Regions from separate parts of the Homo sapiens genome. Here all the other regions are linked to region 1. Evidence: read pairs that join two places in POLR2A ChIA-PET (ENCODE). Cell type or tissue: Panc1. All regions are shown on one strand.

Region 1 (8,000 bases):
CATGGTGAGGTGGGAGGGCGAGGGATAGAGAGGTCCCCCTGGATTGGCCTCAGCCAATTACATCCCGAGTCTGGGACCCAGCCCCACTGTCTTCCCGCTGGAGGCTGCAACGATTCATCTTCAGCTGAGTCAGCTGGATGTAGCGGAGCACATTGGTGTCTGCAGGGGAGGTGGGCAGGGCATCATCTGGGTGTCCCGGGGCAGCAGGTGACTTCCACACCTCCCTGGCTCACACCCCATTCTCCGAAGTATCCAGCAGCTCGCTCACACAGCCAGTAGAGCCAGAGCCCTTCCCCAAAGCCCCAGTCACAGTCGGCAGTCCCCAGTCACAGCGGAGCCATCGCACACCTCTGTGCGCCTGTATTTGCGGCACCCTCTGCCAGGAATGCCTCTTCGCAGAGGCTCCCGTCACACTTCTCATCCTCCAGCGACATCTGCAAGAAGTCTGTTCTCTCCGAGCCACTTAACAGGAAAACTAATCTCGTCTCGGCTCCCACAACCCTGCACCTGTTGTAATCCCTCTTCCTTCTTCATTGGCTCTTAATACAAAACTGAGTGTTGTGTCTGCCCTCCTGCACTCATGTGTGTAAGTGCACACATGCACGCACACACACACACACCCCAATTTCCTGGCATCGTCCACCCGAGTGGATGAGTGGATGGTGCAGGAAGTGAATGAATAGGTGTGCGTGAATGGGTGAGTGGAGGAATGAGTGTGTGCGGTAGGCAGGGGTGGGACGGGGTAATGGAGATGACAGTGGGTGGATAGGGAAGTGACTGAGCAGGTGAATAGGAGATATCAGATGTGGCAATGACGGTAGATGAGAAATGGCCGGGGAGATGTCAGAGGAGCGATAGGTGGACGGATGTTTGAATGGCGGGTGAAGGGCGGGGTGGATGAATGGATGAGTGGGCGTGTAGGGAGTAGGTGGGTGGCGCAGCCCTACCTAGAAGCAGCTCCGCGGGAGGAGGGCTCTGCTATTCTGCCCTGATCTTCCTGCCTGTTCCCTCCGCTGCAGCCCCTTTCCCCGCCCTGGGCCCAGCCCTCACCTCTGCCCCGCCCCGCCACTCACCTGTGGGTTCCCGGCTGCGGGCCTCCTGCAGGTAGCGCAGCGCGCGTGCGTAGTCGCCCAGGTGGTAGAAGGCAATGCCGGCACGGTAGGTGGCCTTGAAGTTGCCCTGCTGCTTCTCCAGTACCTTGAGACAGTACTCGCGCACGCGCTCGTAGTTTACCAGCTCCGACTGCAGCAGGCAAGCTGCGAGGGCCCCGCGGCCGGCACTCTCAGAGCCTGCTGGCACCCCCAGAACCCACCTGACTGCGAGGAGCCGAGGCTCCAGGCGGCAGGGAACCAGGCCTAAGGGATTGCTCCGGCAACCAGGGGCGCCAATCCGCTCGCCTATCGAAACAGGCGCAACTGCGCCGCTGCTAGGGGGCGCCAAAACACGGACAGGCGCCACTGGGCGATCCACCCAGAGCTGTCGGTGGGCAAGAGCACTAAGGCCCCGCGCGGGGGCGAGGGCCGGGACCTCGAGAGCCTGGCTCAGGGCAGACTTCCTCACCTTGGGTCCACGTGCGGCCAGGGGGTGGAAAGAATGACTCAGGGGAAGCGAGGCCCTGAATACCCGACCCAAAGACCATTTCCTGCATCCCAGCTCCCTCCAGCCACAGACCCCTGTCATCCCCTACCCCTAATCCCTTTCCTTGATCAAGCTCTGAAGGCTCCCCCAGAAGCCCACAGCCCTGGACCCTTCAGCCCCAGGGCCCCTGGCCCCCAAGTCGCCAAGCTCTCCCGATTGCCCCCTCCCCTCGTGCCCCATCCCCCCACCCCCCGACGGCGTACCCGTGAGGGAGTCGTAACACTCCACCTCCGTGCTCTCCACCAGGCGCCGCTGCTCCTCGCTGAGGCGCGCCGGCCCGGGGCTGCTGGTGGGCCCGGGGGCGGGGGCGGGCAGGCCGCTAGGGCGGGCCCCCTGCGCCGCCTTCAGCTGCAGCAGCGCTCGGTGGTACTTGCCGATGGCCTCCCGGAACTTCTTCTCTCGATAGCAGCGCTGGCCCTCTGCCTTGAACGCCACGGCGGCACGCAGGCTGCTGTCGAGCGCCGCGCCCAGGCTCCCCGACGGCTCTGGGGTAGGACCGGGACGAGCCGAGCCATGGCGGGAGCCCGAGCCTGGGCCCGAGCCCGGTGGGGAGAGGGCGGGAGGCGGGCGCGGCGGAGGCTCCGGGGCAGCGCTGAGCATCAGCACCGGGGACAGCGCGCCGCGCTGCATTGTGGGAAACTCCTGCCGCCGCCGCTGCAGCTACCGCATCGCCCCCCGCGGGGCTGGTCCCCACCCTTTCTCCGCCCCCTCACCTCCGGCAGCCGACTCCGGCTGCCCCCTATGGGTCTAGGGAAACCCCTCGAGACTTCCCCCATGCTCACTCTCAAATTAACCAAGTCCTAGTTCTCCAGCCCGCCCCCCGAATTGTTCCCATTCCCCTTACCCTCCCCAACCTCCTGCCTGCTCTCCTCCCCGGTGCCCAAAGCTCCCGAAGATTTCTAGAAGGAAAGGACGAGCCTGGGGGAAAGAGCAGGAAGACATCAGCCTCACGGAAAGCTGGCTCTCAGCCCACTGGCCATTTGGCATATCGAATGAGAACACAGGATTTGGACCCAAGCTTCCCAAATTCAAATCCCTGCTTACTTTCTCACTAGTGGTATGACTTAGACAGCTCGCTTAAACTACCTGGAACTCTGTATCCTCATCAGTAACATGGCACAATAATATCACCTTTAGGGCCAGTCGAGGTGGCTCACGCCTGTAATCCCAGCACTTTGGGAGGTCGAGGTGGATGGATCGCTTGAGGTCAGAAGTTTGAGACCAGCCTGGCCAATATGGCAAAACTCCGTCTCTACTAATATACAATATATACAAAATTTTTGTATATATACACAAAAATTAGCCTGGTGTGGTGGCGTGCACCTGTAGTCCCAGCTACTCGGGAGACTGAGGCAGGAGAATCACTTGAACCTGGGAGGCAGAGGTTGCAGTGAGCCGAGATTGTGCCACTGCACTCCAGCCTGGGTGACAGAGGGAGATGCCGTCTCAAAAAAGGAAAGGAAAGGAAAGGAAAGGAAAGGAAAGGAAAGGAAAGGAAAGGAAAGGAAAGGAAAGGAAAGGGGAAAGGGGAAAGAGGAAAGAGAAAAAAGGAAAGGAAAGGAATTAAAAATAATACCACCTTTGGGATTCATCTGTTAATTTATGAAACAAATATTCACTGACATCCTTTCTGTGCCCAGCTCTGTGCTGGATGATGCTGGGACATAGCAGACACTGCGTGAGCTTCAGACCCTACTCTCACTGGGCCCCAGTTCAGTGGGAAGACAGACCAGTGACCAGACAGTGACAGCCCTGAGCAGGCTAGCCTGGGAAGCACAGGCAGAGGGGTCGGGGCCGAGGTGGAAGAGGCACAGGCAGAGGGGTCGGGGCTGGGATGTGGGAGGTACCTGCCCTGGGCTGAGGTGGTGATAAAGTCTTCCTGGAGGAGGGAATAACTCTAAAAACAAGAGAGATCTCCTTCTTGCCCTCATCCAGCTCGGCTGTCTATGGGGGAAAACAAGTGAGAGGGCAAACAAGTCCCCAGGAAAGGAAGCATGCAGGAGGCTTTCAAGAAAAAAATCGAGGATGAATGAGTCAACTGCCCTTCAGTCCTCCTTTGCCGCCTCCTTAGCTGTGGGACCTGGGCCAAGTTCCTCGATCCTCCTCCTTCGGCTTCGTCTGTGCGACATGAGGATAGAAGGCAAGTTAACCTCAGAGCGGTTGCAGAGACTGAATTATCTTATGCAGGTAAGGCACTTAGCACAGGGCTTCATACATTAATGGGCAATTAACAACTGGTGTTTCTTATCGTCCATTAGACTCTGAGTCATGTGATCATGAGTGCCTGGCTCTGAGTCAGCATCCATATATAGTTGTTGAATGAATGAGTGTGTGAGTGAATGGCATTATGCATTACTACTCCTCCCCCTCCTCTGAGACTCTAGCTTGGGTCTCAGCCCCAGGCCTCCCCACTCTCCCCAACTCCACCCCCACAGCACATCCTCTAGCTGGAGGTCCCATGGCAGGTCACATGTGACAGACAGAAACCAGAACTCAGCACCTTCCATCTCAACCAGAGCATCTGCCTCTATCTCTTATTGTACTTTGCTGTAAAACGCTTTTGCTGAGTGAGTTTCTCCCTTATCCCTGGGGTCCAGCCTTGAACACCTCAGGGGTGCAAACATTTTCCTCTCTGCATCTCCAAACCCAGGCTCAGTTAGGAGTGTAAAACTCATGAATTTGAGTTCTTGAGCAGTGCACACACCTTTCCCTACCTCCGGTGTGTCTGTTTTGTAATGAAAAACACAGAGATCTGGCTGGGCGCAGTGACTCACACCTGTAATCCCAGGACTTTGGAAGGCCGGGGCAAGTGGATCACCTGAATTCAGGAGTTCGAGACCAGCCTGGGCAACATGGCAAAACCTTGTCTCTACCAAAAATACAAAAAATTAGCCAGGGGTGGTGGCGTGCACCACTTGGAAGGCTGAGGCGGGAGGATTGCTTGAACCCAAGAGGTGGAAGTTGCAGTGAGCTGAGATCACACCACTGCACTCCAACCTGAATGATGACAGAGTGAGACCCTGTCTCAAAAAAAAAAATAAAAAAAAAAGGAGATCCGTTGATTCATAACCATGTTTTCTGACGAAGTAAATGCCTAGGTACCCAGGCACAGTAGCACAGGACAACTGTACCTAAAATCACAGTCCTGCTGGGATGCAATGCTAACACTTTTACAACACCTCCTAGGTGTCAGACATTGTCATAAAGAGCTTTCCCTTTTATTTATTTTTTATTATTTATTTTGAGATGGAGTCTTGCACTGTCGCCGGGGCTGGAGTGCAATGACGTGACCTCGGCTCACGGCAACATCCACCTTCCGGGTTCAAGCGATTTTCTTGCATCAGCCTCCTGAGTAGCTCGGATTATAGAAGCCCGCCACCACACCCAGCTAATTTGTTGCATTTTTAGTAGAGACGGGGTTTCACTATGTTGACCAGGCCGGTCCCAAACTCCTGACCTCGTGATCCGCCCGCCTCGGTCTCCCAGAGTGCTGGGATTATAGACTTGAGCCATCGCACCTGGCTGCTTTACGTATATTTTAACTCACATCCTCACCACAGTGTCAGGAGGTTGGTACCATAATTATCCCCACTGACACCTGGGCACTTCCCAGGTTAAGTATATCAGACCCCATTGATAAAACTCTTACTATCCAGGACTTACTACTACAAACTGATGACCTTCGCAGAGCATCTTCCAGGCTTGGGAGAACCTATCTTCATAGCCCAGTATATGTGATGTGTTGGGCTTGTACAACCATTAAGAAATATTGAATTAGGCCGGGTACGGTGGCTCAAGCCTGTAATCCCAGCACTTTGGGAGGCCGAGGCGGGAGGATCACCTGAGGTTAGGAGTTCGAGACCAGCCTGGCCAACATGGTGAAACATGTCTCTACTAAAAATACAAAAATTAGCCGGGCGTGGTGGCAGGAGCCTGTAATCCCAGCTATTTGGGAAGCTGAGGCAAGAGAATCATTTGAACCCGGGAGGCGGAGTTTGCAGTGAGCCGAGACCGCGCCATTGCACTCCAGCAGCCTGGGCAACAAGAACGAAACTCCGTCTAAAACAACAACAAAAACAGAAAGACTGAATTAGTTGACATCTAAACGCAGATATGGAATTGCAGAATCTCAGGTTTACTTGAATAAGATCTGAAAATCCGGCAACATCGAGGTAGCATTTCTTCTGACCGGGATGGGCATTCTCAACTCCCCCACAGTCCCCATCTCTTGTGATTTTTTGCCAGTCCTTAAGGGATCCCAGTTTTATCCCGCTGAATGACTCTTGGGGAAGCCCGCCATTGCCCCCTGGTGGAGGAGTTCAGAATTTGCATTTTATCTCCCAGCAACCATTAAAGGAAGTGGTGAGCACATCCAATCAGAGGGATGCGAGGCCTAGAAAGCGACCAATCAAAAGCGAGAGGGGACCGGAATTCGACCAATGAGGGCAGAGAGCGCTCAGAATAAAATAAATTCTTTTATTGAGATGAGAGACGGACACACACTGGGAGGGTTTTGTTTTTTGTTGTTGATTTTTTTGTGACTGAGTCCCAGTACTCAGGGAGGCTCAGACTGGAGGCGGCGGAGCAGGCAGGCGGCGGCAAGGCTGGTCCCCTGGCGCTGGGGCCGCGCATACTTGAGGAAGACTGCGGCGCGACCCGGCGCGGGACCTCGGAGCGCAGCGCGGGCCATGCACGGCTCGAGGGTGCCCAGTTCCTCGGGGCTGCAGCAGGGAGATGGAGAAACTGAGGCAGGGCAAGTGGTTGGAGATGACCCATCCTTGGAACTGGAGACTGGAGGCTGAGAAGAAGCGTCGATGTGGTTCCCCACGGACGGGTCGGGGGCTCTCTTGAGATCGGGCACGCGTCCCGTCTTCAACTGGAGTGACTAGGCGAGCACCGGGGAGAGGTGGACACCCTATTCTTCCTACAGGGCGCGGCTAGTGCGGAGTCAGAACACTCGAGGAAGCAAGGAGGGGAGCTGAGGATGGGCAGCCATCCTCTCTATGCTGGGTGCACAGGCTGAGGGAAACCATGGTTCGCCCTGCCACCTGGTAGCATGGTTAGCGGCCCTAGCAGCTAAAGGAACACCCCATCCACCACCAGATACAGAGATGGAGGACTCGAGGCCTGGGTGATCCTTCGTTCTCAGCCCTGGAAGGCAATAGGAGCATCTTCTGGGCCTGGGAGACTATCTTCCACTCTGGGGCAAGGTTAAGAGACCCCAGATCTGGACTAATGGGGTCCTCCCACCCCATTCTCTCCCACACCCAGAAAAATCAAGTCTAGGTGCCACCTCCTCCTCAATAATTGTCTCTCATTCTCCGAGACCGTAAAAATGACCAGGAAGGTAAGTCCCTGAAGCTGCGGTGACCCCATACACTTCCTCCGCCAAGACTACACCTGTAAAGTTCTGGCTGGAGCCTGGAGCCCGCCCCGTCGAGCAAGCGGTGCGCCAGGCTCAGAGCCGCAGCCGCACGACGACCCGGCTCCCATCCCGCCGCCTCGGCCTCCAGCAAAGACAGCTCCAGGAAGTAGGTGGCAAGTAACATCACCTGCAAGTGAGGCGGGGCGACTGTCAGGCCACGCCCCACTTCGCGCCGGCCACGCCCCCACCCCGCGTATTCACAAGGGCTCACCTGGGGGCTGCTCCCTGCCAGCGCGGCCAGCAGCCCGAGGCACAGCAGCGGGCCGGGGTGGTGCAGCCGGAAATCCAGGCGGCTCAGGATGCGACGCTCGGCGCGCAGCAGCTCCGCCCGTGAGAAGGAGTCCGCGCTCAGGAGGCAGAGGAAGGCGGGCTGCAGATGGGGGATGCGGGGGGAGGTGAAGGAGTCTTGGATCCGGGCTCTTTACTCCCTGCCCTGGAAAGGCCCCAAGTTCCGGACCTCAGTTTCCTGGTGTGTAAAATGGGGCCATTGACTTGTGTCTGGAAGTCGTAGAGAGCACGGGCTTGAGGGTCCTGGGTTCAAGACCTAGGTTCGAGTTCAAACCCCATCATCTGCTCACTGTGTGACATAGGACATTCACTTAAGCTCTCTGCCTCAGCTACCCCCCGCCCCCCGTAAAACAGATACTACTCCCTGCTTCACCAGGCAGTTCTGATAAGGCACTGAATTCATGCATGTTGACGGTAACTATTCAAGATGGACTAGTTTATATTATTTTTATTTACTTTTCTAAATTAGAGACGAGGTCACCTTGGCTCCCCAAAGTGATTTGTTTTGTTTTTTTTTGTTGTTGTTGTTTGTTTTTTTGGAGTGCAGTAGCGCGATCTCACCTCACAGCAACCTCCGCCTCCTGGGTTCAAGCAATTATCCTACTTCAGCCTCCTGAGTAGCTGGGCCTACAGGCGTGCACCACCACAC
Region 2 (8,000 bases), 85 kb after region 1:
ACATGGGACTGAGCTGACAGATTATAATTTTTTTTTAATACCTACAGTATTATAGTGCCATAGGCATAGTTTGATGGCAAGTCCCTGGCTTCATAACCTTGAGAGGCTTTTATTTATTTATTTATTTATTTATTTATTTATTTATTTATTCTTGAGACAGAGTCTCGCTCTGTCGCCCAGGCTGGAGTGCAGTGGCATGATCTTGGCTCACTGCAACCTCCGCCTCCCAGGTTCAAGAGATTCTTCCTGCCTCAGCCTCCCGAGTAGCTGGGATTACAGGAACCCACCACCATGCCCAGCTAATTTTTGTATTTTTGGTAGAGACGAGGTTTCGCCATGTTGGTCAGGCTGGTCTCAAACTCCTGACCTCGTGATCCACCTGCCTCAGCCTCCCAAAGTGCTGGGATTGCAGGTGCGAGCCACCGCGCCTGGCCTGAGAAGCTTTGCCTGGCCAACATAGAGAAACCCATCTCTACTGAAAATACAAAAATTTGCTGGGCATGGTGGCCCACGCCTGCAGTCCCAGCTACTTGGGAGGCTGAGGCAGGAGAATCACTCCAACCTGGGAGGTGGAGGTTGCAGTGAGCCAAGATCACTCCACTGCACTCCAGCCTGGGTGACAGAGCAAGACTCTGTCTAGGAAAAAAATCTTAAAAAAAAAGGTCCAATCTGGGCCAGGCACAGTGGCTCATGCCTGTAATCCGAGCACTTTGGAAGGCCGAGGCAGGTGGATCACTTGAGGTCAGGAGTTGGAAAACAGCCTGGTCAACATGGAGAAACCCCATCTCTACTAAAAATACAAAACATTAGCCGGGCATGGTGGTGGGCACCTGTAATCCCAGCTACTCAGGAGGCTAAGGCAGGAGAATCGCTTGAACCCGGGAGGCAGAGGTTGCAGTGAGCCAAGAACGTGCCACTGCACTCCAGCCTAGGCGACAGAACAAGACTCCATCTCCAAAAAGCAAAAAAAAGAATCTTTACAATCAATCATTATTCTTACTGCTCTTACATAAATAATCAGGCCAAGTTTAATAAGAGACCAACCTTATTTTGCAACAAATTGATATTTTTTTCCTTGAAACAGGGTCTTGCTCTATTACCCAGGCTGGAGTACAGTGGTAGGATCACGGCTCACTGCAGCCTCCACCCCCCAGGCTCAGATGATCCTTCTGAGGTCAGCCTCCTGAGTAGTTGGGACTACAGGCATGCACGAACATGTCTAATTTTTTTGTATTTCGTGTGCCACCACGTCTGATTTTTTTGTATTTTTTATAGAGATGGGGTTTTGCCATGTTGCCCAGGCTGGTCTCCTAGACTAAAGCAATCTGCTTCTGCCTCGACTCCCAAAGTGCTGGGATTACAGGCATGAGCCACCACTCCTGGCAACAAATTGATCTCATTGTGATTGTGTCTGGCAGAAATGGGGGTGACTGTACAAAGAAAAATCATGTTTCAGAAGAAAACTATAGTGTATCCATTATTAGATTCTAGTTCATTGTTGTGGAGGGTTTGTTATTTACCTGGAAACTTGAGTGGATCCTGAATTCTTCCAGTTTCCTCAAATGTCTGGCTATGACTCTCCAAACTAACATTTCCAGTCTTTCTCCCTTCTGACTTGGAGTTACTGAAAGTAAGACTTCCTTTCCTGAAGCCCTGCAAGCTAAAACTAGAAGACTTGATAGAGACTTCAGATAAATCACCACAAACACTTAGGTATACACCACCTTCATGCCTACCAATATACAAACTAATCAGAAAGTTCACTGGGATCACACCTATAATCCCAGCATTTTGGAAGGCCGGGGTGGGAAGACCACCTGAGGTCAGGAGTTCAAGGCCAGCCTGGGCAACGTGGTGAAACCCCATACAAAAATTAGCCGGGCGGGGTGGCGGGTGCCTGTAATCCCAGCTACTTGGGAGTCTGAGGCAGGAGAATCGCTTGAACCTGGGAGGCGGAGGCTGCAGTGAGCCAAGATTGTGCCATTGCACTCCAGCCTGGGCAACAAGAACAAAACTCCATCTAAAAAAAAAAAACAGGCCAGGCGCAGTAGCTCACACCTGTAATCCCAGCACTTTGGGAGGCCGAGGTGGGGGGATCACGAGGTCAGAAGATCGAGACCATCCTGGCTAACACGGTGAAACCCCATCTCTACTAAAAATACAAAAAATTAGTTGGGCATGGTGGTGGGCACCTGTAGTCCCAGCTACTTGGGAGGCTGAGGCAGGAGAATGGCGTGAACCCAGGAGGCGGAGCTTGCAGTGAGCGGAGATCATACCACTGACTCCAGCCTGGGCAACAGAGCGAGACTCTCAAAAAAAAAAAGGCCGGCACAGTGGCTCATGCCTGTAATCCCAGCACTTTGGGAGGCCGAGGCAGGTGGATCACAAGGTCATCGAGACCATCCTGGCTAACACGGTAAAACCCCGTCTCTACTAAAAATACAAAAAATTAGCCGGGCGTGGTGGCATGCGCCTGTAGTCCCAGCTACTCAGGAGGCTGAGGCAGGAGAATCGCTTGAACCTGGCAGACAGAGGTTGCAATGAGCCGAGATCGCATCACTGCACTTCAGCCTGGGCGACAGAACGAGACTTTGTCTGAAAAAAAAAAAAAAAAAAAAAAAAAAAGTTCACTGGAACCCCTAATGCAAATTGCAACCAGGAAAATCTGTGTCAAATTATCACTGCCTGCCCCTACTCCAACTGAAAATGCTTTGATCCAGCATCTAGAAATCATGTCAATTGGCTGCCCTCCAGGCTCAGAAACTAGTTTACAGATTGCTGCAAACATTAACCTTATTCTTTTGTTTCCTCTTATTAAATACCTGTTTGCTTGTGCCATACAGAGGCCTGACTGTGATGGCAGCCCACCTGCCACACCACCTCCTGGAATGAGACAGAACTGATTAATTGGACTGACCTAGTCCCAGGTCTCATACTATTCAAACACTAATCTGATTTTTCTGTCATCCACCACCAAATCAACTTTTAGCATGTGGAACTTCTAGAGAAGTTTCAGATAGGAGAAATGAAGAAGTTCGAGAAATGCCATCCCAAAATACATCCCTTTGATAGACTGATTACTTCAAATGGAGGGAACCTGGGGAACAGCAAGGGCAGGGAGGACTTTCTTTGACCTTCCCTTATCTACCTAAACACGGATCCTCCAAAAGGAACTTCAGTGTCACGAATCCCCTCCCCAGGAATCTTCTCAATCAGGAAAGATGAGCTCAGATCACAGGAGATGAGACTGGAGGTTGGCACCACGCCCAGATCTATTCTTCTGGGACAACTTTTCTTAACTAAGAGACTTATAATCTGCATAACAAGACAACTTTTATTCACCATACACTTCCTCCCTGCACCCTCCCATAATTTAGGTCACCACCACCTCCTAGAAGCCGCAAGCCCCTCTTTTTTCTGTAGCTCAGGATGCTATATAAGCTTCAATCATCTGGCCCTTCTTTGAATCTCATATATTGTGGGGCTCCTGTGCATACTTACTTAATTAAAATGAGTTTTTTTCTACTGTTAATCTGCCTTATGTCAATTTAATATGTAGCCCAGTCAAAGAACCTAGAAGGGTACAGGGAAGCCATTTTTTGCTCCCCTACACCAGGCACATAGTTGGGACTTGGGGATCAAAAAATATTTGTTTACCAAATGCAGTTTTGATTAGGAAGGTTAAAGCTCTGTACTAGGCTGATTTTTATTCCAGGTCTGAACTTGTCTGTTTACCGAGTTGGCCAGGCACGGTGGCTCATGCCTGTCATCCCAGCACTTTGGAAAGCTGAGGTGGGCGGATCACTTGAGGCCAGGAGTTTGAGACCAGCCTGCTACTAAAAATACAAAAAATTAGGCCAGGCGCGGTGGCTCATGCCTGTAATCCCAGCACTTTGGGAGGCAAAGGAGAGCGGATCACCTGAGATCAGGAGTTCGACACCAGCCTGGCCAACATAGCGAAATCCCATTTCTACCAAAAATACAAAAATTAGCCAGGCGTTGTGGTGGGCACCTGTAATCCCAGCTAATCAGGAGGCTGAGGGAGGAGAATCGCTTGAACCTGGGAGGCAGAGGTTTCAGTGAGCTAAGATCGTGCCACTGTACTCCAGCCTGGGCGACACAGTCAGACTCTGTCTCAAAAAAAAAAAAAAGGTAGATTTGAAATAGAAAAATCCTTACAACACAGCCTCCCACATTACTAAGAAAAACTGAAATAATATAAACACCACCTGATCTTTTTCAAGAAGAGAAAAATTTCACAGCTGCCCAGTGGATTTATAAACTCTATTCACTTGCCACAAGATGGCGCCACATGAGCTGGTCATCCCTGCAGAAACCCAGCTATGTCTTGCAGGCATCAAGTCTTCCTAGAGCAATTTGCGGGACCATTATATTTGAACATTCACTGTCTAAAAGGAAGCTCTTACACGACACCTAAATGCAACATGTTAAGTCACCAGGGTGTCTCGGAAAAGATAAATAAATAAATGTAACATGTGATCCTGAATTGGATTCCAAGCCAGGAGAAAAAACAGCAATAAGGAACGTTATTGGGACAATTGATGAAATTGGAACATGAATTTTGCATTAGATAAAAGTATCATGTCCATGTTAAATTTCTTGTTTTGATAGTTGTACTGTGCTTATGAAAGAGAATGTTCGGCCAGACATGGTGACCCACGCCTGGAATCCCAGCACTTTGGGAGGCTGAGGCAGGTGGATCACCTGAGGTCAGGAGTTCAAAGACCAGCCAGCCCACCATGGTGAAACCCCATCTCTACTAAAGAATACAAAAATTAGCCGGACGTGGTGGTGGGCGCCTGTAATCCCAGCTACTGGGGAAGCTGAGGCAGGAGAATCGCTTGAACCCAGATGAAGGAGGTTGCAGTGAGCCAAGATCGCACCATTGCACTCCAGCCTGGACGACAAGAGCAAAACTCTGTCTCAAAAAAAAAAAAAAAAAAAAAAAGGAAAGAGAATGTTCTTGATCTTAGGAACTACACACAAGTGTCCTGAGGTAAAGAAAGACACATGATGTTCTCCAACCTAATTCTCAAATGGCTCATAACACAATAGATATAGATGATGCATGTATCCTTATGGAGGGGAGAAGAGGGAACAGTAAGACAAATGGAACAAATTGTAAACAATTGGCAAATCTGGGTAAAGAGTATACAGAAATCCTTTGTACTCTTGTTACTTTTTTTTTTTTTCTGAGACCAAGTCTCACTCTGCTGCCCAGGCTGGAGCGCAGTGGCGAGATCTCGGCTTACTGCAACCTCCGCCTCCCGGGTTCAGGCGATTCTCCTGCCTCAGCCTCCTGAGTAGCTGGGACTACAGGCACCCACCATCACGCCCAGCTGATTTTTGTATTTTTAATAGAGACGGGATTTCACCATGTTGGTCAGGCTGGTCTTGAACTCCTGACCTCAGGTGATCTGCCAGCCTCAGCCTCCCAAAGTGCTGGGATTACAGGTGTGAGCCACTGCATCAGGCTTCTTGTTACTTTTCTAAAAGTTTACAATTATACTAAAATAAAGCATTACCAAAAAAGTTATTTTATAGCCTGTAAGAATGTCATTAAAATTTTTTTTTTTTTTTTTGAGACAGAGTCTTGCTGTTGCCCAGGCTGGAGTGCAGTGGTGCGATCTCGGCTCACTGCAGGCTCCGCCCCCCGGGGTTCACGCCATTCTCCTGCCTCAGCCTCCTGAGTAGCTGGGACTACAGGCGCCCGCCACCTAGCCCGGCTAATTTTTTGTATTTTTAGTAGAGACGGGGTTTCACCATGTTAGCCAGGATGGTCTTGATCTCCTGACCTCGTGATCCGCCCGCCTGGGCCTCCCAAAGTGTTGGGATTACAGGCGTGAGCCACCGCGCCCGGCCCTTTTTTTTTTTTTTTTTTTTTTTTTTGAGACGAAGTCCTGCTCTGTCACAGGCTACAGCGCAGTGGTGCAATCCTGGCTCACTGCAACCTCTGCCTCCCCGGTTCAAGTGATTCTTGTGCCTCAGCCTCCTGAGTAGCTGGGATTACAGGCGCATGCCACCATGCCCAGCTAACTTTTGTATTTAAGTAGACTCTGTGTTTCACCATGTTGGCCAGACTGGTCTCGAACTCTTGTTTTGAAGTGATCCACCCACCTCTGCCTCCCAAAGTGCTGGGATTACAGGCATGAGCCACCATACCCGAGCAGGTGTGTTTGTTTGTTGTTTGGAGACAGGGTCTCGTTCTGTCACCCAGACTGGAATGCAGTGGCATGAGCTCGGCTCACTGCAACCTCTGCCTCCTGGGCTCAAGGGATCCTCTTGCCTTAGCCTCCCTAGTAGCCGCCATACCTGGCTAATTTTTGTATTTTTTGTAGAGACAGGGTTTTGCCTTGTTGCCCAGGCTGGTATTGAACTCCTGAGCTCAAGCAATCCACCTGCCTCTGTCTCCCACAGTACTGGGATTACAGGAAATTTCAGAGATAAAATTAGGTATCAACACTGTATGCCAGGTACTGTTTTAAGCCTTTCACACTAATCGACTCATTTAATCCCCAAAACCATTCCATGGGATAGGTGCTATTATTACTCTCATCTTGGTTTTTTTGGTTTTGTGGCTTTTTTTTTTTGAGACAGTGTCTTGCTCTATCACCCAGGCTGGAGTGCAGTGATGCAATTTTGGCTCACTGCAACTCCACCTCCCGGGTTCAAGCAATTCTCCTGCCTCAGCCTCCCAAGTAGCTGGGATTACAGTCACCCGCCACCACGCCCGGCTAATTATTACTCTCATCTTAGTGAAGAGGAAACTGAAGAGAGGTTGAGTAACTTGTGGATCACACAGCTGTAGGATCAAGCTCTTCATAATAACACACAATCAAGAAGGTTTAAGGATGGCCAGGATATGCTCTACTGATAATTCAGGACCAAGTACTCTGTAAAATGTCTGGAGGGAGGAAAGGCAACTTTATTTATTTATTTATTTATTTAGAAACGAAGTCTCACTCTGTCGCCAGGCTGGAGTGCAGTGACACAATCTCGGCTCACAGCAACCTCTGCCTCCCAGGTTCAAGCAATTGTCCTGCCTCAGCCTCCAGAGTAGCTGGGATTACAGGCGCGTGTCACCACACCCGGCTAATTTTCTGTATTTTTAGTAGAGATGGGGTTTCACCATGTTAGCCAGGATGGTCTCGCTCTCCTGACCTGGTGATCTGCCCGCCTCAGCCTCCCAAAGCGCTGGGATTACAGGTGTGAGCCACCACGCCCAGCCAGAAAGTCAACTTTTTTTTTTTTTTTTGAGACAGAGTCTTGCTCTGTCACCCAGGCTGCAGTGCAGTGGCGCAATCTTGGCTCACTGCAACCTCCACCTCCCAGGTTCAAGCAATTCTCATGCCTCAGCCTCCCAAATAGCTGGGATTACAGGCGTATGCCACTACACCTGACAAATTTTTGTGTTTTTAGTAAAGACAAGTTTTCGCCATGTTGGCCAGGCTGGTCTCAAACTCCTCACCTCAAGTGATCCGCCCGCCTCAGCCTCCCAAAGTGTTGGGATTACAGGCGTGAGCCACCACGCCCAGAATAGAACATTTTATAAGAATACACAACAAAAGCACAGTGGCTCAAGCCTGTAATCCCAGCACTTTGGGAGGCCAAAGCAGGCAGATCGCTTGGGCCCAAGAGTTTGAGACTAGCCTGGGCAACATGGCCAGACCCTGTCTCTACAAAAAATTAAAAAATTAGCCGGGCATGTGCCTATAGTCCCAGCTACTTGGGAGGTTGAAGCAAGAGGATTACCTGAGCCCAGGAGGTCAAGGCTGCAGTAAGCTGTGATCATGCCACTGCACTCCAGCCTAGGCAGCACAGTGAGACCACGTTTCAAATAAACAAATAAATAAAAGTGGATATTGAAAATGATCAGGTTTGTTTGAAGAAAATTCTGATTTCTCCTCCAGTGATAATGGCTAGTAGGTTCAGCTACATAATCAGCAGCCACTTTATTTCTCTCTCTCTTTTTTTTTTTT
Region 3 (8,000 bases), 270 kb before region 1:
AAGTCTCTTCCCTTCTTCAAGCTGAAGAGCCCTTAACTAAGGCTTGGAGCTCTGCTTCCTGAGCTGAAGTGCTTAGGGGAAGTTATTTTGCCTCTCTGGTCCAGCGTAGGCTGACAATAGCATGTTTTGCCTTCCGGGCTCCATTTTATTTGTTTGTTTGTTTGTTTTTTTAGATGGAGTCTCGCTCTGTCACCCAGGCTGGAGTGCAATGGCGTGATCTTGGCTCACTGCAACCTCCGCCTCCCAGGTTCAAGCGATTCTCCTGTCTCAGCCTCCTGAGTAGCTGGGATGACAGGCGCATCACGAGCCCAGGACTTCGAGACCAGCCTGGGCAACATGGTGAAACCTGTCTCTGCTAAAATACAAAAAATTAGCTGGGTGTGGTGGCGTGCCACCATGCCTGGCCTGCAGGCTCTATTTTCTACAAAACAACCCCCATCTGTAAACCATTCTTCATCTGGATTCTCTCAAGGGGTCTCCCGTAAATCTATCCAACTAGAATAGATCTGCTCCAAAGTTTCCACATAGGTGTGTTCCAGTGTCCCCAAGGTGGGCAAGGGAAGGAGGGTGGCAGCATTCAAGGACTCATATATCTTTAAGGTCAAGTCTGGGGTGTCTAACAGTGGGGCTTGATTTTGAGTTAACCTTCCCCGAGTTAGCCAGTGGCTCCCTTTGATTTCCAACACATTCTGGACCTGGTAAGGAGTATAAACTTCAAGGGATTGGCCTAGCATGAGTTTGGAGATATCCCTGACCAGGAGGCTGGTGGCTGCCACTGCCCTAAGACAGCCAGGCCACACCTGGGCTACTGGGTCCAGTTGATTTAAAAAATAAGTCACTGGCCTTTGGACAGGCCCTAGCTTCTGAATTAGGACTTCCAGGGCTTTGCCCAGAGAGGTGGAGGCTATCTGGAAACCCCGGGGGTAGCACTGTCCAAGTACAGTGGGGAGCTTCCTGAGTCTCTGGATCCTTCCATTCAAAGGCAAAAATGTAGGTGGAGTCAGGATGCAGCATATATTAAAGAAAACATCCTTTAGATCCAGTACAGTGTAAAACTGTGTGCACCCAGGGATTTGAGAGTGGAGTGTGTATGAATTAGGGACTGAAGGATGTGTGGGAACAACTGAGTCATTCACTACTCTAAAGTGTGGAAGAAACTGGTATTCTACATTTGGTTTCTTCACAGGCAGGACTGGAGTATTACAAGGGGACTGCAGGGCTGAATTAGTCTGTTCTGTATCAATGTTTCCAGGAGGGGCCATATCCCTTGTAGGGCTTCTGGCCTCAAATGGTATTTTGGCTTGCGTGGGTAGGGTAGGCCTGGCTTAAGCTTTATTTTAATATTCTCCTCATTGATGACCTGTCCTGAAATGTTGGTATCCCATACAGACTTTTCCACTCAAATCAATATCTTTTCTAGGACTGGGGGTAGCTTCTGATCTTGGGGAACCAAAAGGGCCAGTAAATGGATTCCTTTCTCAGGAGGCACTGAGACTTGTATGGCATTCCCCTGGAGGGAAACTGAGGCTCCCAACTTAGATAATAAGTCATGAACCATTAAAGGAAGGGGACACTCAGGGACATATAGGAAGGAATGAGTGATAGCCTTAGATCCAATTTTACAAGTCAAAGGAAAGGTAAACTGTCTTACCTTGGGTTGTCCATCTGTTCCCGTCACTGTACAACTGGCGCTGAACAGAGATCCATCAGGATGGGTCAGGACAGAGTAGGGGGCTCTGGTATCCATAAGGAATTCAGTTTCCTACCTGCCATATTGAGGGTGACCCAAGGCTCCACAGTGGTGATGGTGATGGAACTCTTCAGGACTGGAGGCAGATAAGCATTTGAGAACACCTCATTCAGAGGGGGTAGCCTTTTTATTTGAGAGGCCAGCAACAAGAGGAGTGGGCTGGGGAGGTCTACTCCATCCTGGCTTCCCAGAAAAGAATGGACAGTCCTTTCTCCAGTGCCTCTTCTTACAGTAAGCACACTGGTTGCACCCCATTTCCATGGACATTGGGTGGGGTTTAATCCCCACCCCCCCGCATTCAGGTTTCTCTGTTACCTAAGGTCACCTCAAGGTGGGCCTATGATTATAGCAGCCAAAATGTGTGTCTTCCTTTTTATTCTCTCATTTTTCTACACCTTCTCTGCCTGGTCCCAGTTGTTAAAAATGTTGAAGACCTCTGCTACCAACGTTGCTTGAAGGGTCTAAGGGTCAGCTTTCAGCTTTTGAAGGTTTTCCCAAATGTCTGGCACAGCGTGGGTTATAAAATGCATGGCCAGAAGTGTTAGGCCTTCATTGGTCCTTGGGTCTATGTTACTATACTTTCTAAAAGCCTCAGAGAGCCTATTAAGGTACCCAGCTGGATTTTCATCCACTTCCTGAGCAATTATTTTACTTTATTATACTTTACTGGTTTTGTCTGACACCCTCTGATATGCAATTAAGGAAGTGATTGATCCTTAACCAGTCCCTGTCATCCGTATAAACCCATTGCGGGTTCTGCTCTGGGACTGCCTCACCAGATACCCAGTAAATGACATGGCCAGGATTATATCTGGCCATCTCCTCTGCATATTTCTTACCCTTTCCAAGATTCGAGTTTTTTCACCAGGAGTACAACAACGAGTTAGGACTACAAGAACATCTTGTCAAGTCAAAGGAAAGGTTAGACTAAACTTAATAAATTCATCACTAAACCTATCTGGATTGTTCAAGAACCGGCCAAACCAATCCTTGCCTTGATTTATGTCTGACATTGGTAAGGGTCCATGTACCTGAGTTGCCCCTCTAGTTCCATCCGTTACCTCCCAGGGGGAAAGCAGCCCTGGTATGGTGGGGAAGTGAAGGAGGGTGCTGACTTGGAGCCCAGTTGGAGCCACACTGGGGACAGCACTGAGGGTTGTTGAGGAGTAGAAGGGGAAAGCCTTCCTGACCCAGCATGGTATGGAGGAGGCTCCAGACAGAAGGAGAAAGGATCCACAGTAGCAGAGAGGCCTGCTTCCCACCCTGCCCTTAGAAAGGTAGTGAGAGAATTGAGCCCTAGGGGTTAAAATCTGAGACAGGACTTGGCTCATCTCTCAGCTGTTGCTTGAGAGGTACCATATAAACCTGGCAGGAGTCCTAGAGTTTGAGATCCAGATATAATTTCCTGAAGGCCTGCATGTATGGAATCTCAAGCTATTTATTAGAATTTTTTACAGTATATATCCAATTGGAAAATGATGTTGTAACTGAAGGACCCCATTCTCAGGTCATTTCTCTTGGTACCCCAGGGGATACTGAGGCCAAGCAACATCACAGAGAAACACGAGCTTCTTTTTCTTTGTAATATCTCATTTAAACTGATCCCAATTACAGAGGATGCATCCAAGGGGGGGAATCTTTTGGGACGTCTGTAGTGTTTCCCATGGTAGAGCTGGTGTCCTGTAATCAAGAGGTCTGGTGAGGGATGCAGCCTCTGACTCTGACAGTCTTCACAATTGCAGCACACATCCTGGTCTGACTCATCCCAGACCTTCAAATCCCTGGCAAGAACTAAGCAAGCCAAAGAGGACAGAGGGAGGAGAGCAGAACGAGGGGGCTTGAGAGCCTTTAGCTCTTGGATTTGCCAGCTTCAACCCACAAAGTCTAGCAAGTAGTAGATTTTACATCAGCTCCAAGTAGAACTTACTCTACACCCACATTTATTTACATGGACTCTAACAAGAAACGAGATGATGTACTAGACAGAGGAAAAATTTCATCTGGCCTAATGAGTAAGGCTTCCTTCCAAGAATCCTGGAGGGTGGCTTCACCCATGCAACAAGGACCAGAAACAAGAACGCATTTCCATTCAGACAACTGACAAAACAGATTATAAACGTCCAGGCTCCACAAAGAAGAATACGGTCAGGGAAAATACTGAGTGGTTTCAGTATTTGAAACAAAAGAGAATTCCAGATTGCCGGCTGGTACCTAGCCCACACATGTCTGGGGCAGTTCCCTAGACCAATCTCAGAAGGGCCAGCCAGAATCACTCCAACTGCCTACGCAAGTTTCCCAGAAGGGCTAACTGGAATCACCCCAACTTCCCACCCAAATTTCCAAAAATAAGGGAGAGAAGGAGAGACAAAAGAAAGAAAGAGGCCCTTATCAATGTCAGACATAAGTCAAGGCAAGGATTGGTTTGGCCGGTTCTTGAACAATCCAGATAGGTTTAGTGATTAATGTATTAAGTTTAGTCTAACATTTCCTTTGACTTGACAAGATGTTCTAGTAGTCCTCACTCATTGTACTCCTGGTGAAAGTTTCAAATCTTGGAAAGGGTAAGAAATACGCAGAGGAGATGGCCAGATATAATCCTGGCCATGCCATTTACTGGGCATCTGGTGAGAGAGAGAGAGAGAGAGAGAGAGAGAGAGAGAAGAAGAAGAGCAGACTCACCTAGGGTCCAGACTTGACTCTCCAAAGCACCAACACCAAAGCAATGGTCCAGAGTGGCCACCTTTGTTACCACCTGGTCAGTTGCCTCTGTCCTCCAGGAAGTCTTGCTAACTCCTGTGGGGACCTAAAATGAGGGTCCCATCTGGGGTACCAGGAGATGTTACAATCATCCTTGGTTCTTGTAGTCTTCCAGGATAGAAATCAAGTGAGATTGCTGGGTGTGGTGGCTCACCCCTGTAATCCCAGCACTTTGGGAGGCTGAGGCAGGTGGATTGCTTGAGCCCAGGAGTTCAAGACCAGCCTGGGCAACATGGTGAAAACCCATTTCTACTAAAAATACGAAAAAAAACAGCTGGGTGTGGTGGTGCACACCTGTAATCCCAGCTACTTGGGAGGCTGAGGCAGGAGAATTGCTTGAACCTGGAAGGCAGAAGTTGCAGTGAGCTGAGATTGTGCCATTGCACTCCAGCCTGGGCGACAAAACAAGACTCCATCTCAAAAAAAAAAAAAAAAAGAAAGAAAAAGAGAATGTTTATTTTAGCTTGTGCACAAGAAAGGTCAGCACTGCAAAAGGAAAAGGGTGGGCTGCACCCCAAAGGGAGCAGGTTGATCTGTCTTATAGGGGCCTAGCTGCTGTGACGTGCCTGTCATTGAATGTTTAGGAGGGATTTCTTTGGTGCCTGCACAGTGGTTCAACACGCTTTTTCATACATTGTATATAACATTAGCATTTTAAATCACCTCTGGGCATGATTTTTAGCATTAAAATAAGGAAAAGTTGAAACAAGCCTAGCTGTACTTGCAGGTCCCTGGGGAAGTCCCTAGGCCCCTAAAGCAGGAACTTGTGGTTACTAGCTTCTTGGGCCTTTGATGCTGATTGGCTGGAGATTAGGTAAGCTACATCTTGAGTAAGGGGCTTTTCTTCTTTTTCTCTGGACCACATCAAAACAGGAAGTCAGCCAGCTTGCCTGTCACAAAACCAGGAGTCAATAAATAAAATGATTTATTATTTGAATAATGTATTTGTAGGTTCTTTTGGGTTCTCTACACATACAATCATATTGCTTATGAATTAGTTTAATTCCTTCCATTCTCATCTTTATAACTTTTCTTTAGGCTTTCCAATAGATAATTGAATAAAAGATATGATGGGGGCATCCTAGTCTTGCTTCTGATCACAAAGAAAATACTTTCCATTGGTTTTTGTTGTTGTTTGAGAGGGAGTCTCGCTCTGTCACGCAGGCTGGAGTTCAGCGGCACAATCTAAGCTCACTGCAACCTTTGCCTCCTGGGCTCAAGCGATCCTTCCATCTTAGCCTCCCAAGTAGTAGGGACTACAGGCACATGCCACCACGCCCAGCTGATTTTTGTATTTTTCTGTAAAGATGGGGTTTTTGCTCAGGCTGGTCTCGAACTCCTGGGCTCCAGTGATCCACCTCCCTCAGCCTCCCAAAGTGCTGGGATTACACGCATCAGCCACTACACCCAGCCTGTTTTCAATATTTTGCTATTAAGTATGATGCTTACCGTAGCATTTTTGAAAGTATACATTATTGTATTAAAGAAGTTTCCTTCTACTTTTAATTGTTTAATCATAAATAGATGTTTAACTTTATCAAATGATTTTTCTGCATCTGTCTCAATGATATTAATATCCATTGTTGATCATTACCTTGATGTAGAGTTGCTAACTAAGATACAAGACCTCCAGTTCAATTTGAATTTCAGGTGACAATTAATTTTTAGTATAAATATGTCCCATGCCATTTATTGGCTAAATCTGGAAACCTGTCTAGTTCCATTATTTCACCAGGGCTTTGCAAAATGGGGATTTTTAATGTATTATTTTCTCTTCATTTATTAACTACAATGCTATTATACAAAGAAGCATCCCCTCATTAATTCTCTGGTTACCCTAAATTGTAGTTAATACAGAAAAAGCAACTTAAATGCTTCAATTTTCAGTTTTAGTACATTCTCTCTAAAGGTAACCAAAACGTGTGTGTGCGTGTGTGTGTGTGTGTGTGTGTGTGTGTGTGTGTATGTAATATCCTTATGAATGCATGGATTTTTAACATTTGAAGTGGTCAAACCTTAGACCAGTGGGAGCTGTCTTGGTTTATGGTACATTTCCTACCCAGAACCACAATCATCCATTTCTAAAAGAGCCACAATTCCTATGATTACCAAATTGTATTTATTTATTTATTTTGAGACAAAGTCCTGCTCTGTTGCTGAGGCTGGAGTACAGTGGCATGATCATGGCTCACTGCAGCCTTGACCTCCTGGGCTCAAGTGATCCTCCTGCCTCAGCCTCCCAAGTAGCTGAGACTACAGACGTGCATCACTACACCCAGCTAATTTTTAAATTGTTTGTAGAGACAAGGTCTCCCTATGTTACCCAGGCTGCTCTCAAACTCCTGGATTCAAGTGATCCTCCTGACTTGGACTCTCAAAGTGCTGGGATTATAAGTGTGAGCCACGTGCCTGGCCCCAAATTGAATTTAGACACTATAATTTGAGCACTAGGGGAGGAACTGCCTTTAATATTTTTAATTTTGTAAAACATTTGCACAGTTCCAGAGCCAAAACTTGACAATAAGTTATCTTCACAGAGCTTTAGCTGCCATCCCTGTCCTCTCCACATTTCCTCCCTTCTCCTGTGAGTAACCATTTTTATGGGATTTTCATTCAACTTTCCATCATTTCTCTTTGAAAATATAGGGAAAGACATACATATACAAGTGTGCGTGTCTGTGCATTTCCCTTTCCTTCTTTTGCAAAAGGTAGCATATTATAGCATATCATACACATTGTGTTTTCTTCTTTTTGTTTTGTTTTGTTTTGTTTTTATGAGACCAAGTCTCACTCGGCCGCCCAGGCTGGAGCGCAGTGTCACGATCTCACCTCACTAACCTCCACCTCCCAAGTTCAAGCGATTCTCCTGCTTCAGCCACTCAAGTATCTGGGATTACAGGTGTGTGCCACCATGCCCGGCTAATTTTTGTATTTTTTAGTAGAGACGGGTTTCACCATGTTGGCCAGGCTGGTCTTGAACTCCCGACCTCAGGTGATCCTCCCACCTCAGCCTCCCGAACTATTGAGATCACAGAAGTGAGCCACTGCGCCCAGCTCACACTGTTCTTTATTTTACTTTTTTTACTTGACTTTTTTTTTTTTGAGACGGAGTTTCACTCTTGTTGTCCAGGCTGGAATACAATGGCACGATCTTGGCTCACCGCAACCTCTGCCTCCTGGGTTCAAGCAATTCTCCTGCCTCAGCCTCCCGAGTAGCTGAGATTACAGGCATGTGCCATCACGCCCGGCTAATTTTGCATTTTTAGTAGAAATGGAGTTTCTCCATGTTGGTCAGGATGGTTTTGAACTCCTGACCTCAGGTGATCCGCCCACCTCAGCCTCCCAAAGCGCTGGGATTACAGGCATGAGCCACTGTGCCTGGCCCATGAGCCACCACGCCAGGCAGGCACGTACTATTTTTCATTCCCACTAGCAATGTGAGAGTGCCAATTTTCCCACAACCTTGGCAAGAGTATGTTATCAATCTGATAGG
Region 4 (8,000 bases), 63 kb before region 1:
ATCACGAGGTCAGGAGTTCAAGACCAACCTGGCCAACATGGTGAAACCCCGCTCTACTAAAAATACAAAAATTAGCCAGGCCTGGTGGCACGTACCTGTAGTCCCAGCAACTCAGGAGGCTGAGGCAAAAGAATTGCTTGAATCCGGGAGGCAGAGGTTGCAGTGAGCCGAGATCACGCCACTGTCACCCAGCCTAGGTGACAGAGCAAGATTCCGTCAAAAAAAAAAAAAAGACAGCACAGTGGCTACCCAGGGGAGCAGGGAGAGGACTGCAATGGGGAACACGGCGGGGTTCCTGGGGTGCCCAGCAATGTTCTGTTCTTGAAGCAAGTGGAAGTTAAAAGGCTGTTGTCTTATCTCATTAAGGTAGACTTTCGTTTGGTGTAGCTGGCTTCCTTCCTTCCTTTTTTCTTTCTTTTTCTGGAGACAGGATCTCACTCTGTTCCACAGGCTGGAGTGCAGTGGCACTGTCATAGCTCACTGCAACCTCAACTGCCTCTGCTCAAGTGATCTTCCCACCTCAGCCTCCCAAGTAGCTGAGACTATAGGCACATACCTCCACACCCAACAATTTGGTGTCATTTTCTGTATATATGTTTTATTTTACAACCATAGGCTGATAAAATAGGCTCCCAGGCCCAGCGCAGCGGCTCACTCCTATAATCCCAGCACTTTGGGAGGCCAAGGTGGGAGGATCACTTGAGCCCAGGAGTTCGATGCTGAACTCAGCTATAACCATGCCACTGCATTCCAGCCTGGGTGATAGAGTGAGACTCTGTCTTTTTTAACAACAAAAATAAAAAATAAAATAAAAATAAAAATAAGATGTGCTCCTCTGCTCCTGCTTCATCATCCAACCCTGTGTCTTTCTTCCTCCTCGTTGCAAAATAACTCCTGCATCTCCAGGTTGCACATCCACGTCTCCGGCAGGAAGTGAAGGGCAAACATCTAGAAACATCTAGAGTCTTCTCCACATAAAGTTTTGCCTTACCATTTAGAAAGAAAACCCTCTTCAGGCCCACAACAACCTCTGCCTCCCAGGTTCAAGTGATTCTTCTGCCTCAGCCTCCAGAGTAGCTGGGATTACAGGCGCCTGCCACCAGGCCTGGCTAATTTTTGTATTTTTAGTAGAGACGGGGTTTCGCCAGGTTGGCCGCAGTAGTCTCGAACTCCTGACCTTGTGATCCACCTGCCTCGGCCTCCCAAAGTGCTGGGATTACAAGTGTGAGCCACTGCACCCAGCCAAATTAATTGATTCTTTAAACCCTGACATCTTAGAGCACCGATCCCCAACCTTTTTGGCACCAGGGACCAGTTTTGTGGATGACAATTTTTCCATGGGTAGGGTGGGTGAGGTGGGAATGGGGGGATGGTTTTGGGATGATTCAATGACATTACATTTATCAATAGCTTCTCATAAGGAGCGAGCAACCTAGGTCCCTTGCCTGCACCGTTCACAGTACGGTTCACGCTCCTATGAGAATCTAATGCCACCGCTGATCTGACAGGAGGCGGAGCTCAGCTTCCCTGGCTCACCTGCTGCTCACTCCTGCCGTGCAGCCCAGTTCCTAACAGGCCATGGACCCATATCAGTCCATAGCCTGGGGGTTGGGAATCCCTGTCTTAGACTACTAAGTCCCATTTTCCTGAATTCTTGTGGCATCAATTTTTCATCAGCCAAGCATCTAACCCTCCAGCCACAGCCCTTGAACAAGCTTGCCTCTGGTACTTCAGCTCGACTAATCTTCTGCAAAATCAGTGGTAACTGGGCCCTGCCCCTCCACCGTGGATATGGAGAACGGATGCCCTGCATCTACTCCCAAGGCCTGCCTACTGTGCCCTGGAGTACTGTAGAAGCTGGAAAGCTATTTTTAAAATAGTAACTTCACCACTCTCACCCAAATAATCAATACTTAATTGCCAAATGGTTTTCAGTGCTTACCCTCCTGTCTTAAAATATCACGTAGACCAGGCGCGGTCCCAGCACTTTGGGAGGCTAAGGTGGGCAGATCACAAGGTCAGGAGATCGAGACCATCCTGGCTAACATGGTGAAACCCTGTCTCTACTAAAAAATACAAAAAAAAAAAAAAATAGCCGGGCGTGGCAGCACACACCTGTAGTCCCAGCTACTCGGGAGGCTGAGGCAGGAGAATGAAGTGAACCCGGCAGGCAGAGCTTGCAGTGAGCTGAGATCGTGCCACTGCACTCCAGCCTGGGCAACAGAGCATGACTCAGTTTCAAAAAAAAAAAAAAAAAAAAAGATGTAATACTAATAGAAAATTTGAGGCTGGGCATAGTGGTTCCTGTCTGTAATCCCACCATTTTGGGAGGCTGAGGCAGAAGGATTGCTTGAGCCCAGGAGTTCAAGACCAGTCTGGGTAACACAGTGAATCCACATCTCTACAAAACATACAAAAATTAGCCAGGCATGTTGGTGCATGCCTGTAGTCCCAGCTACTCAGGAGGCTAAGGTGGAAGGATCTCTTGAGCCCATGCAGTGGAGACCACAGTGAGCCGAGATTGTACCACTGCACTTCAACCTGGGTGACAGAGCTAGACATTGTCTCTAAAGGAAAAAAAAGAGAGGCCAGGCGCAGTGGCTCATGCCCATAATCCCAGCACTTTGGGAGGCAAAGGCAGGTGGATCACCTGAGGTCAGGAGTTCAAGACCAGCCTGGCCAACATGGTAAAACCCCGTCTGTACTAAAAATACAAAAATTAGCTGGATGTGGTGGTGGGTGCCTGTAATCCCAGCTACTCAGGAAGCTGAGGCAGGAGAATTGCTTGAACCTGGGAGGCAGAGGTTGTAGTGAGCCAAGATCGTGCCATTGCACTCCAGCCTGGGCAACAAGAGCAAAACTCCGTCTCGAAAAGAAAAAAAAGAAAATGAAAGAAATTTTGAGGTAACAGATGAGGAGATGATTGCTATGGAAAAGACAGTTTGTTACTCACAGTTCCCAAGAGGAAGGGGCATATGATTCCATGGGGGACCACACGAGGGAGCCCAAGTCAGTTAGGAGAAGAGACAGAGGAGGAAACTGGGCACGAACTTTTACCGTGGTTGCCACAGGAAGGAATTGCTGATGCTGCTTCTGAAGTGAAGTGTTGCTGGGGTAACACTCACGAAAAAAGCAGGCAGACAGGAAGCAAAAGTCCCTTCTCCTGGAGGTGACCAGCCCCCGTGGAAGGGGTTCCGGGATGCAGAACTTTCAGTGCTAAAAATGGGAAAGATCTGGGGAAAGTGGGACGAGTTGATTACCCTACTTCTGCAGTCTCCTAGCAAACTGTCTTGCCAGAGCCTAACATAGAACCATCTGGCAAAGCAGAAATGTGGCTTGCTTGTCCCAGCATCACAAAGCAGGGCACAGGATGGTGCGTTTGGAGCTCAGAGACAGTAACTCTGTAATTGATACTTTTTTTTTTTTTTTTTAAACAGAGTCTCACTCTGTCGCCCAGGCTGGAGTGCAGTGGTGCGATCTTGGCTCACTGCAACCTCTGCCTCCTGGGTCCAAGCGATTCTCCCAGCCTCCCGAGTAACTGGGGCCACAGGCAAGCACCACCACGCCTGACTAATTTTGTATTTTTAGTAGAGACGGGGTTTCACCATGTTGGCCAGGCTGGTCTCGAACTCCTGACCTCAGGTGATCCACCTCCCTCAGCCCCCCAAAGTGCTGGAATTACAGGCATGAGCCACCTGGCCCAGCCTGATACTGACTGTTTATGATCTTCCTGGTCCTCTCCAATCCGTCCTCTGGGCTGCCATTGAGAGGAGCTTTATAAGTAGATAAAATTGATCATTTCAGACTCTTGCCAAAAGTTTTCCATAGTTACCTACCAGCCAACCAGGGTGAAATTTCAACTTTTTAATGAGGTATAAAATGTTCCTCAAAGTTATCCTCAGTTACAGCCCAGTTTTATCTCCTCTCCTGAACTTGACATTCCAGAAATATATAAATCTTTGAATTTTTAAAAAATAAATCATATTCTCCATTTTCTATGCTTTTAATACACTAGTCCCTCATCCGGATAAAAAGAAGATTAGACGGGGGCAGTAGCTCACACCTGTAATCCCAGCACTTTGGGAGGCCAAGGTGGGCAGATCACCTGAGGTCAGGAGTTAGAGATCAGCCTGGCCAACATGGTAAAACTCCATCTCTACTAAAAATACAAAAATTAGCCAGACAGAGTGGTGTGAACCTGTAATCCCAGCTACTTGGGAGGCTGAGGCACGAGAATCACTGGAACCTGGGAGACAGAGGTTGCAGTGAGCCAAGATCATGCTGTTGCACTCCAGCCTGGGCGACAGAGGGAGACTCTGTCTCAAACCAAAAAAAAAAAAGCATATTAAGCCCCCCTTTTTAGAGATAGAGTTTTGGTCTGTCACCCACGCTGGAGTGCAGTGGCGCGATCACAGCTGGCTGACGCCTCAACTTCCTGGACTCAAGCTATCCTCCCACCTCAGTCTCCTAAGTAGCTGGGGCTACAGGCCCACACCACCATGGCCAGCTAATTTTTTTTTTTTTTTTTTTTTTTGGAGAGAGGGTCTTGCCCTGTTTCTCAGGCTGGTCTTGAACTCTTGGCCTCAGGTAATCCTTCCACCTCAGCCTCCCAAAGTGCTGGGATTACAGGCATGAGCCACTGTCCGCCCAGCCAAACCCCTTTTTTAGAAGAAAACATCAGATCAAAAGATGTGCTTCCACTTTAAGAATGGAAGTTAACTTCTGATCAGCTCAATGTTAGCTGGATTTGAAGGCCAAAGAAAATTGAAGCAAATGTATTTTTGAATTACATAGTATTTACTGTTCTCACGCTTCTGACACCCAAGGAGAAGAAAGATAACGCTCCCAGTGCTAATGAAACTTGCTAGGTTTTCTTTCCTGCTAAAGATATTTATACTTGAATTCTTTTATTTTTTAATTTTTTAGAAGCAGGGTCTCACTGTATCACCCAGGCTGGAATGCAGTAGCTTGGGCAGATCTCACTGTAACCTTGAACTCCAGGGCTCAAGTGATCCTCCAACCTCGGTGTTGAGATTACAGGTGTGAGTCACTGAACCCGGCCTTAAATTCATTTTAAGGCTTGGAACAGCTTTAGATTAATTCCATAAATGAAAAAGCTGTGGTTGATTTGAAAATTAGAGATGGTTTATAAAATAATATCAGGGGATATAAATGATTCTGCAATCATTTACCAAGCTTTTCCTTAAATTCAAAGGCTAATAAGCTTGCAAGGTTATCTGGTTAAAAGGGTGATTTTGCTTTTTGTTTTTTTTTTGTTGAGACAGAGTCTCACTATGTCACCCAGGCTCCCGAGTGCAATGGTTCCATCATAGATCACTGTAGCCTCAACCTCCCGGGATCAAGCGACCCTCCCATCTCAGCCTCCTGAGTAGCTGGGACCATAAATGCCTGCTACCACATTTGGCTAATTTTTTTTTTTTAATTTTCTGTAGAGATGTGGTCTCACTATGTTGCCAAGGCTAGTCTTGAAACCCTGGGCTCAAGTGATCCTCCCCACTTGGCCTCCAAAAGTCCTAGGATTACAGGCATAAGCCACTGTGCCCAGCCTGACTTTGCTTTCCCCACTCCCCACCCTTTCTACTGCAACATTTTTTCTTTTCAAATCAGGTGATTTCTGACAGGTCTTCTTCAGTTTTTCTCCAGCATGAATTCCTTTGTGAAGACTTCTGAGGCAAACTCTAGGCTGTGTGGGATCCTATTGAATTCAGTACCTCCCTTCCATGAGCTCGATGGTAAATGTTTACTCAACTGTCTTTCCACCATGCTAAACCTTCTGTTGGGCAGAAACTGTGGCTTTCCATCTTCAGATTCCACATTTTGAGCACAATATCTTCCCTATAGTAGACACTCATCCTACCCTTGTTGAATACATGTAAAATGACTTTTGATGAAACCAAATTTACATAGAGAGAAGGGTGGCCACAGGGATTCAGGGGGAAGGAGGGACATGGGAAGATATTGGTCAAAGGATACAAACTTGCAGCTATAGGATGAATAGGTTCTGCAGACCTCATGTAAAACTTGGTGACTGACTGTAGTTAACAATACTGTATTATATACTGGAAATTTGCTAACAGAGTAGGCCTTACATATTTTCACCACACACATAAACAGGTGACTGTATGGGGTGATGAATGTGTCAATTAGTTTGATTGTGATCATCATTTCACAATGTATTTTAAAAATCATATTGTAGGTTAGGCACAATGACTCACACTTATAATCCCAGCAATTTGGGAAGCCAAGGTGGGAGGATTGCTTGAGCCCAGGAGTTCAAGATCAGCCTGGGCAACACAATGAGACCCCATTTCCACAAAAAAAGAAATTTAAAAATTGACAGGATATGGTGGTGCACGCCTAGAGTCCCAGCTATTTGGAAGGCTGAGGCGGGAGGATCACTTTGAGCCTGGGAGTTTGAGGCTGCAGTAAAGTCGTGATCACACCACTGCACTCCAGCCTGGGCTACAGAGATCGATCCTGTCTCATTTAAAAAAGAAAGAAAGAAAAAAAAAAAGGCTGGGCGTGGTGGCTCATGCCTGTAATCCCAGCACTTTGGGAGGCCGAGACGGGTGGATCACGAGGTCAGGAGTTTGAGACCAGCCTGGCCAACATAGTGAAACTCCATCTCTACTAAAAATACAAAAGTTGGCCAGGCATGGTGGCGCACCTGTAGTCCCAGCTACTCGGGAGGCTGAGGCAGGAGAATTGCTTGAACCTGGGAGGCGGAGGTTGCAGTGAGCCGAGATCACGCCATTGTACTCCAGCCTGGGCAACAGAGCGAGACGCCATCTCAAAAAAGAAAGAAAGAAATCACCTTGTATATCTTAAGTATATACAATTTTTATTTTTAAGTTATGCTTTAATAAAGCTGGGAGGAAAAAAGATGTTCAAATGCAGCCCCAGCCAATTCTTATTCAACTTTGGCCAAGTTTAGGATGATCTGAGTTTCCGCTGAATAGCAGAGCAGAAGCTATGGCGTGTTGTGGCTACAAGTGAGCGCGCTGGTGTCAAGCTGCTTGGTGAGATAGCTGCTGGCTGTTTGGCCTTGGGAAAGAGATTGAGCTCACCAGGCCTGAATTCTTTTCCTACAGAAGAATGATGTTGACAACAGTGCCTCATTCATTGCATGGAGGATTAACTGAGGCAGTGAATGTTCAGTCCAGAGTACAGAGCTGGAGATTTTAGACAGAACTGAAATATTAGGTGGGCTGGGGGCAGTGGCTCACACCTGCAATCCCAGCACGTTGGGAAGCAGAGATGGATCACTTGAGCCCAGGAGTTCGAGACCAGTCTGAGCAACATAGTAAGACCCCATCTCTACAAAAAATCAAATTAAATTAAAAATCAGCTAGGTGTGTGTGGGTGGGGGGAGCACACCTGTAGTCTCAGCTACCTGGGAGGCTGAGGTAGAAAGATCGTTTGAGCCCAGGAGTTGAAGACTACAGTGAGCTATGATTGCACCACTGCACTCCAGCCTGGAAGACAGAACAAGACCCTGTATCTAAAAATAAAACTTTTTGCTGGGTGCGGTGGCTCATGCCTGTAATCCCAGCACTTTGGGAGGCCGAGACAGCAGATCACCTGAGGTCAGATGTTCAAGACCAGCCTGACCAACATGGAGAAACCCCATCTCCATTAAAAATACAAAATAAGCTGGGCATGGTGGCGCATGCCTGTAATCCCAGCTACTCGGGAGGCTGAGGCAGGAGAATCACTTGAACCCAGGAGGCGGAGGTTGCAGTGAGCCGAGATCGTGCCATTGCACTCCAGCCTGAGCAATAAGACTAGAACTCTGTCTCAAAGAAAAAAAAAATTTTTTTTTAAATAATAAATAATTGAAATGTTAGCTGTTAGAGTTCTATTCTTTGAAATGTGGTAAATGGCACTTAACTCACAGTGTTGGGGTTTTTTGTTGGTTTTTTTTTTAGACAGGGTCTCGCTCGCTCTGTCACCCAGGCTGGAGTACACTGGTGCAGTAT

What was found. ChIA-PET counts read pairs that join two places held together with the same protein. Peaks named below come from ENCODE experiments on the same cell type or tissue, not always from the same donor. Only the 100,000 strongest peaks of a DNase experiment are listed, where the experiment ranks them.
Region 2: POLR2A ChIA-PET joins it to region 1 with 28 read pairs; 4 of 35 experiments call an interaction of 5 or more read pairs at or near these places.
Region 3: POLR2A ChIA-PET joins it to region 1 with 10 read pairs; 2 of 35 experiments call an interaction of 5 or more read pairs at or near these places.
Region 4: POLR2A ChIA-PET joins it to region 1 with 16 read pairs; 7 of 35 experiments call an interaction of 5 or more read pairs at or near these places.

Annotation. Positions count from the first base shown.
Region 1 is chr19:40,216,114-40,224,113 of GRCh38, forward strand. It overlaps TTC9B (tetratricopeptide repeat domain 9B), which reads right to left and starts at 2,271. Exons shown (of 3, transcript NM_152479.6): 1 at 1,842-2,271; 2 at 1,074-1,256; 3 at 1-159. The coding sequence starts at 2,268. The coding sequence ends at 50. It overlaps CCNP (cyclin P), which reads right to left. Exons shown (of 5, transcript NM_024877.4): 4 at 7,275-7,433; 5 at 6,095-7,190. The coding sequence ends at 6,939. RefSeq lists enhancers at 1,139-1,729, 3,308-4,507, 7,706-8,000. In Panc1, no CTCF peak of the experiment used is centred here; DNase peaks (open chromatin) are centred at 1,508, 2,688, 3,918, 5,928 and 1 weaker place; H3K4me3 peaks cover 2,499 bases; H3K27ac peaks cover 276 bases; H3K27me3 peaks cover 2,343 bases.
Region 2 is chr19:40,301,206-40,309,205 of GRCh38, forward strand. It overlaps a transcript of C19orf47 not described here. Among named protein-coding and RNA genes, the nearest start is that of AKT2, 20 kb to the left of the region's middle. In Panc1, no CTCF peak of the experiment used is centred here; a DNase peak (open chromatin) is centred at 4,326; H3K27me3 peaks cover 862 bases.
Region 3 is chr19:39,948,359-39,956,358 of GRCh38, forward strand. No RefSeq gene overlaps it. Among named protein-coding and RNA genes, the nearest start is that of FCGBP, 18 kb to the left of the region's middle. In Panc1, no CTCF peak of the experiment used is centred here; a DNase peak (open chromatin) is centred at 3,536.
Region 4 is chr19:40,152,850-40,160,849 of GRCh38, forward strand. No RefSeq gene overlaps it. Among named protein-coding and RNA genes, the nearest start is that of MAP3K10, 35 kb to the right of the region's middle. In Panc1, no CTCF peak of the experiment used is centred here; a DNase peak (open chromatin) is centred at 3,032; H3K4me3 peaks cover 356 bases.